2 separate regions of the Homo sapiens genome follow, and region 1 is linked to region 2. The links are chromatin contacts, found by Hi-C or POLR2A ChIA-PET in ENCODE. All regions are on one chromosome and are shown on one strand. The core of a region is the stretch at or near the end of the contact, and the rest is flanking DNA. Distances in the headings are between cores, read along the strand shown. Region 1 overlaps STX8 (syntaxin 8). Region 2 overlaps NTN1 (netrin 1).

Evidence for each region. A loop is a pair of places that touch in the nucleus more often than their neighbours do. ChIA-PET counts read pairs that join two places held with the same protein, here RNA polymerase II (POLR2A). Pooled maps may share reads with other maps.
Region 1: a loop to region 2 is called in a pooled map, with 2.1 times the contacts of the local background. The contact joins two enhancer-like sites. A Hi-C loop is called at or near these places in 1 of 168 maps with a recorded cell type or tissue (esophagus muscularis mucosa) and 3 of 50 pooled maps. POLR2A ChIA-PET finds 5 or more read pairs at or near these places in 4 of 52 experiments (GM10248, activated naive CD8-positive, alpha-beta T cell, common myeloid progenitor, CD34-positive and 1 more).

The regions. Positions count from the first base shown.
Region 1 is chr17:9,355,248-9,358,181 of GRCh38, reverse strand. All of the region lies in intron 7 of STX8 (syntaxin 8), which reads left to right. Among named protein-coding and RNA genes, the nearest start is that of STX8, 220 kb to the left of the region's middle. Within about 2 kb of position 1,606, at least 3 of the 41 ENCODE cell types and tissues checked have a DNase peak (open chromatin) inside an H3K27ac peak, as active enhancers do.
Region 2 is chr17:9,238,955-9,241,658 of GRCh38, reverse strand. It overlaps NTN1 (netrin 1), which reads right to left. Exons shown (of 7, transcript NM_004822.3): 7 at 1-2,019. The coding sequence ends at 1,691. It overlaps LOC124903923 (a long non-coding RNA gene), which reads right to left. Exons shown (of 2, transcript XR_007065614.1): 2 at 2,675-2,704. Among named protein-coding and RNA genes, the nearest start is that of NTN1, 220 kb to the right of the region's middle. RefSeq lists a silencer at 1,227-1,676. Within about 2 kb of position 1,263, at least 27 of the 41 ENCODE cell types and tissues checked have a DNase peak (open chromatin) inside an H3K27ac peak, as active enhancers do.

The DNA of each region.
Region 1 (2,934 bases), core at 357-2,856, 120 kb before region 2:
GAAGTCTCGCTTTCTTACCTAGGCTTGTCTTGAACTCCTGGTTTCAAACGATCTACCTTGGCCTCCTGAAGTGCTGGGATTTACAGGTGTGAGCCACTGCACCTAAAAATTGAAGACTGAAGCAGCCTTCTCCCAACTTGGTTTCAGCTCCTTATTAAAAGATGTTTTTGTGTTCGGTCATCTTAGCAGCATGCAAACCAGTTTTCTTATTTTTGTAGCAGTCAAACTTTACAGAGAGGGCTGTTGTGCACTTAGCTACTTATTCTGGAAACTAATGGAAATCCTCTTGAATTTGGGACTTCACATTAGAGAAACTGTCATCTTCTAGAGATGTATGACTTTGTCAATAAAACAATTGAAATCAGTTTGTACTTTTGCAATCATAACCATAGATGAGGCATTGCGCCCTTCACTCTTTCTGAAAATTAAGACTTCTGGAGTATTTAAAAATTTTAATTTTTTATATTTTATTTTATTTTATTTTTTTGAGACAGAGTCTCACTCTGTTGTCCAGCTGGAATGAAATGACATGATCACAGCTCCCTGCAGCCTCAACCTCCTGGGCACAAGAGATCCTCTGGCTTCAGCCCCCTAAGTAGCTGGGACTACAGGTGCACACCACCATACTCAGCTACTTTTTGTATTTTTTGTAGAGATGGAGTTTTCTACAAAACCACAGGCTAGGCTGTTCTCAAACTCCTGAGCTCAGGTGATCCACCTTGCCTTGGCCTCCCAAAGTGCTGGGATTACAGGCGTGAGCCACCGTGCCTGGCCAGTCTTTTTTTCTTCTTATTTTTTAAATCCCTCAGAGAGGTTCCGTCAGTTGGGAGCCAATCAGGAAAAAGAATAACCATACTAGGTATTTCACTCAGAGGAGACAGAATGCAAACAACTTGTTAGAATACTGTTAGAAGGGCCGGGCGCAGTGGCTCACGCCTATAATCCCAACATTTGGGGAGGCCAAGGCAGGCAGATCACCTGAGATCAGGAGTTTGAGACCGCCAGCCTGGCCAACATGGCGAAACCCCGTCTCTAAAAATACAAAAATTAGCCAGGCATGGTGGCACATGCCTGTAATCCCAGCTACTCAGGAGGCTGAGGCAGGAGAATTGCTTGAACCTGGGAGGCGGAGGTTGCAGTGAGTTGAGATCATGCCACTGCACTTCAGCCGGGGTGACAGAGCAAGACTTTGCCTAAAAAAAAAAAAAAAAAAAAAAAAAACTGTTAAAAGGATGGAGAGAATGAAAAGGGGAAGGTGCAGTAATCCAGAAATTAGTCCTTGTGTGAAGCAGCTGCCACCCTTAAGCCTAGGAGAGCAAAGATGCAAATGCGCTGCTGCACACCACAGTACTCCTGGGATTGCCGCTCAGCCAGTGCTAGAGATGCCTAGGACCTGGCCCCTGGGCTGCAGCAGAAGCAGGCCTGCCTTGCTCGTTCTGGGACTGCCAAAGAGAGGCTGCCACTGCCATGGGGAACACTGTTAGAATACAGACACTTGCAGAGATGCTGCCAGAAGCAGATGGGGAAAGAGAGGAAGAGGAACAGCCTCACCCCTCTTCTTGCTTTCTGAACTCCTGACAGTGCCTTATTTTGGCAGAACATAACAGGAAGCCAGCTGGCAGGGGAGCCTGGGAAGGGTAGTTCACAGACTCCAAGCCCCAGCATGACTGAGCAGAGAAGGGCAGGTGTGGAGCTGGCAGACACCAGGTCATACCTGGCATATAGGCAGCTTACATGGGCACCACTGAGATGTGCAACATATATTCTCCTGACAATCATCTGACATGTTTTTCCAGCCTTCGATGTTTCTTTCAGAATTATTGGGTTCTTCGTGGACCTGTTGAACTGAAAAAGGTTTTTATGTATTCTCATGGACCATTTGGTTAGAGCTATTCTTAAAGTCATGCCAAACAGTGAATTTCTGCAAACCCCAAAATGCAGACATTGTTTTAATAGAAGAAACAGTATTGTCACACTGAGCTACTGGAAGGAACGATGCTATTTCTACTGCTTGACAAATGGACCTACCACCTACATATTAAGTAATTTTAGATGTGAACAAATGTAGAACAACTGAACTTAATGTCTTCTAGTTAAGTTGGCTTACATCCCTCAGCTACTTCCTTTCTTTCTCTCTGTAAAAGAAGGAACTGAGAGGTGGTCTGTGAAAAAAAGCAATGAATGGGAAGGATCAGTGGTCACTCCTGGCAGTTTCAAAGTTGAAGAGATGGGCTGGGCCTGGTGGCTTTTGCCTGTAATCCCAGCACTTTGGAGGGCTGAAGTGAGCGGATTGCTAGACCCCAGGAGTTCAAGACCAGCCTAGTCAAAATAGCGAGACCCTGTCTCTACAAAAGTTTTTAAAAATTAGCTAGGTGGCCGGGTGCAGTGGCTCACGCCTGTAATCCCAGCACTTTGGGAGGCTGAGGCGGGCAGATCACGAGGTCAGAAGTTCGAGACCAGCCTGACCAACATGGTGAAATCCCATCTCTACTAAAAATACAAAAATTAGCCAGGAGTGGTGGAGCGCGCCTGTAATCCCAGCTACTCGGGAGGCGAGAGGCTGAGGCAGGAGAATCGCTTGAACTCGGGAGGCGGAGGTTGCAGTGAGCCGAGATTGCGCCATTGCACTCCAGCCTGGGCGACAGAATGAGACTCCGTCTCAAAAAAAAAAAAAAAAAAAATTGCTAGGTGTGGTGGTGCATGCCTGTAGTCCCAGCTATTCAGGAGACAGGCGAGAGGAGATTGCTTGAGCCCAGGAGGTCAAGGCTGCAGTGAGCTGTGATTGTGCCACTGCATTCCAGCCTGGGTGACAGGGTGAGACCATGTCTCAAAAAAAAAAAAAAAAAAAAGTTCCACAAAGTAGAACCAAAAGACACAGGAAGATATCAAAATTAGAGGATCCATCCAAGATCGAAAGAGTAGGAATGCCACAAT
Region 2 (2,704 bases), core at 14-2,513:
TAAATGTGGGGAAGGCGGAGGGAAGCCAGACCACCGGGGGCCGAGCTTCATACTTGGTATGACCCTTTTGAGCAGCCAAACTCTGGCCGGGAAAGTGAAACCAATTTCCTGACTGTGAGGGGAGCCAGGCCTCTTAATTCAGTGCGCCGGGTGTGAGGATGTGGGCCAGAGGCCCGGGCAGTGCAGAGAGCCCAGGAAGGCAGGGAGCCAGGAGGCCCCAGGGCACAGGAATGGACCCTGTGTGAGGAGGTCAGAACAAAAGGGGCTGCCTGCTTGAGGACCGTGTCTCTAGGAGATTTTGGAAGGAGGGCTGGGGCACAGTGGAGGGCACGGGCAGACTCCACAAAGACCGTCTGGAAAGGCACGGTCAAGGTGTGGCCCAGGCCAGACCCAAGACAGCTGTAGGGGGCAGGCCGGCAGCCTCTGTGCCTTCCCTTGGAGAAGCCAGCATGGCCTCCTTGGCCCCCAGGAACCTGGTCATTCCTGTGCCCCTGCCCACCCATGGCTCAGGCACTCTGGTACTTCACTGAGCCAGCAAACCCCATCCCAGCTCAAACAAGCCCCCGGCCCCAAGCCAGGCCCAAGTGCCTTCGCAGCCTGCAGACTCCAAGCCCGTTCAGGCCCTTTCCAGCTGTTGACATTGCTGAGGGGCCTTGCGGGAGCTGATGTCATTTACATAAATAGTGTCACTGCCGTAAACCCAGCCAGTGCCCCTCCCCCTCCCCCTGGAAAACGTCATAAAAAGGGCTGGTTCCAAGTTTCCAAAAGGAAACTCTCTGGGAGGTTTTGCGTTTGCGATGCCTCCTCCAACAGGCAGCTCCAGCATGAGGCGGTGACCACCCGGCTTGGGCTTCTCAGGGGTGTCCCTGGGCCCACTGCCTTCCGGATGGGCCAGCCCCACGCTGGGCAGGGGCAGGGGCAGGGGCAGAGACAGGCAGCAGCAGGGGCTTCCTCTCCTCTCTCCACAGGTGAACCACTCACCGACCCCAAGCCCCCACCCAGTAGGACCCACTCAGCAGGTAGCAGTGGAGACAGAGGCCGCCTGGGGCATGCTGGCTGGACAGGAGCTGTCCACTCCCCAAATGCTGCCAGGCCCCTTCAGATGGAGGAGTCCAGGCTGTGACAGCCAGGTGGCCCGCGGGGAACTGCTAGAAGGGGCCGGGGAGAAAGGGGGGGATCCCGTCGGCTGCGTGTCGGGTGGTGGTTTGGTGGGTGCTCCGCGCCCCGCCCACACTACGGGCTTGAGAATTCACAGTTCTCCTCCCGTCCACGTCTCCGCGCCATCCACGCCCCGCGCCTGGGGCCCCAGTTGTGCGATTCTGCGCCCGCCCCCGGGCCCCAGGGCAGGCTGCCCCCAGCCCCTCCACGGCGGCCGCGCCCAGGCCCAGGGAAGCGCGTCTCTGCTCTGGAAGGAGCCCCGTGAGGTAGCTACGTCTCGTCATTTCTCCAGGGCCCGGCCGGCGGCGCACCCCGCCCCGCGTGCACGCGGCTCCCGCCCAGAGCGCGCAGGGTGGGGGTAGGGGGAGGGGCCGCCGAGGGTCCCGCCCCCCGCGCCGTGCGGCCCCGCCCCCTCCCTCCCCCCACCTGGGAAAGCCCTCGCGGGCCAAGTCCGCGGCGGCCGGGCCAAGGCGCCCGCTCTCGCTCGGCCCCGCCCTGGCGCCCGCCCGCCCGCCCGCCCGCTGCCTCGGCGCTAGGCCTTCTTGCACTTGCCCTTCTTCTCACGCTGCTGGAACTTGCGCAGCCGCCGCGCCCACGTGTCCCGCCACTGGATCACCAGGCTGCTTTTATCGGCCACGATGCCGCTCTGGTCCGGAGAGTCCTCCGCGTTGCCCAGCAGCAGGTACTTCTTGAGGGGCTTGATTTTGGGACACTTGCAGGCGATGTCCCGCGAGCGGATCCACAGGCTCTGGTCACCGCGGCGGATGCGGCTCGTGCCCTGCTTATACACGGAGATGATGTTCACCGTGAACTTCCACCAGTCCCCCGCCTTGTCCGCCTTCAGGATGTGGATCTGGACGGCTGCAAGGAAGCACAGGCAGACGGGTGGGCTCCCAGCTGCTGTGGCTAGGTCCGCCCTGCCTGAGCCTGGGGAGAAGGGAAAGGAGACCCAGCCCCAGGAAGTGACTGCACAGAGTGGCCCATACAGGAGCGCGTGGGTGGTGGCAAGCTGATCGTAGACCCCCACCTGCTAACAACAGGGCCAAGAAGCCTTGCCTCCCACGCTGTGAGGGTGCCACCCAGCACTGCCGTCGGGACAAGCCATCTCCTGGCCTTGTCAAGGCCCACTTTGTCCAGGAAGCCTACAGGTGCTGACCACGCCCCCAGCACTCTGGGCAAGCTGTCTGCCCAGGGCAGGCGCTCGGGTGAGAGCAGTGCTGGCGGGGAGAGGGAGGTTCCTCAGGGGTGCGCTTCTCCAAAGGCCCAAGTCACTTTACACCAGCCCTCATGACACTCCACACACAGCCTGGCCCTCCAACCAGCCTCAGAAAACCATAATGGGTCCTCAATGCTCAGGGACAGAAGATGAGAACCCACCCTTTGGGGTGGCCGTAGTGCCTTTTCCAGAGCCCCGGGAACCTTGGACTGCCGCTTCCCACGCCTAAGCCATCCCTACCAGGTGGCCTCCCTTCCTCCATGCCGCCCAAGGTCCCCAGACCATTCCTCTTACTCCAAATTCTCTGCCAGTATTTTCCCTAGTAGAAGG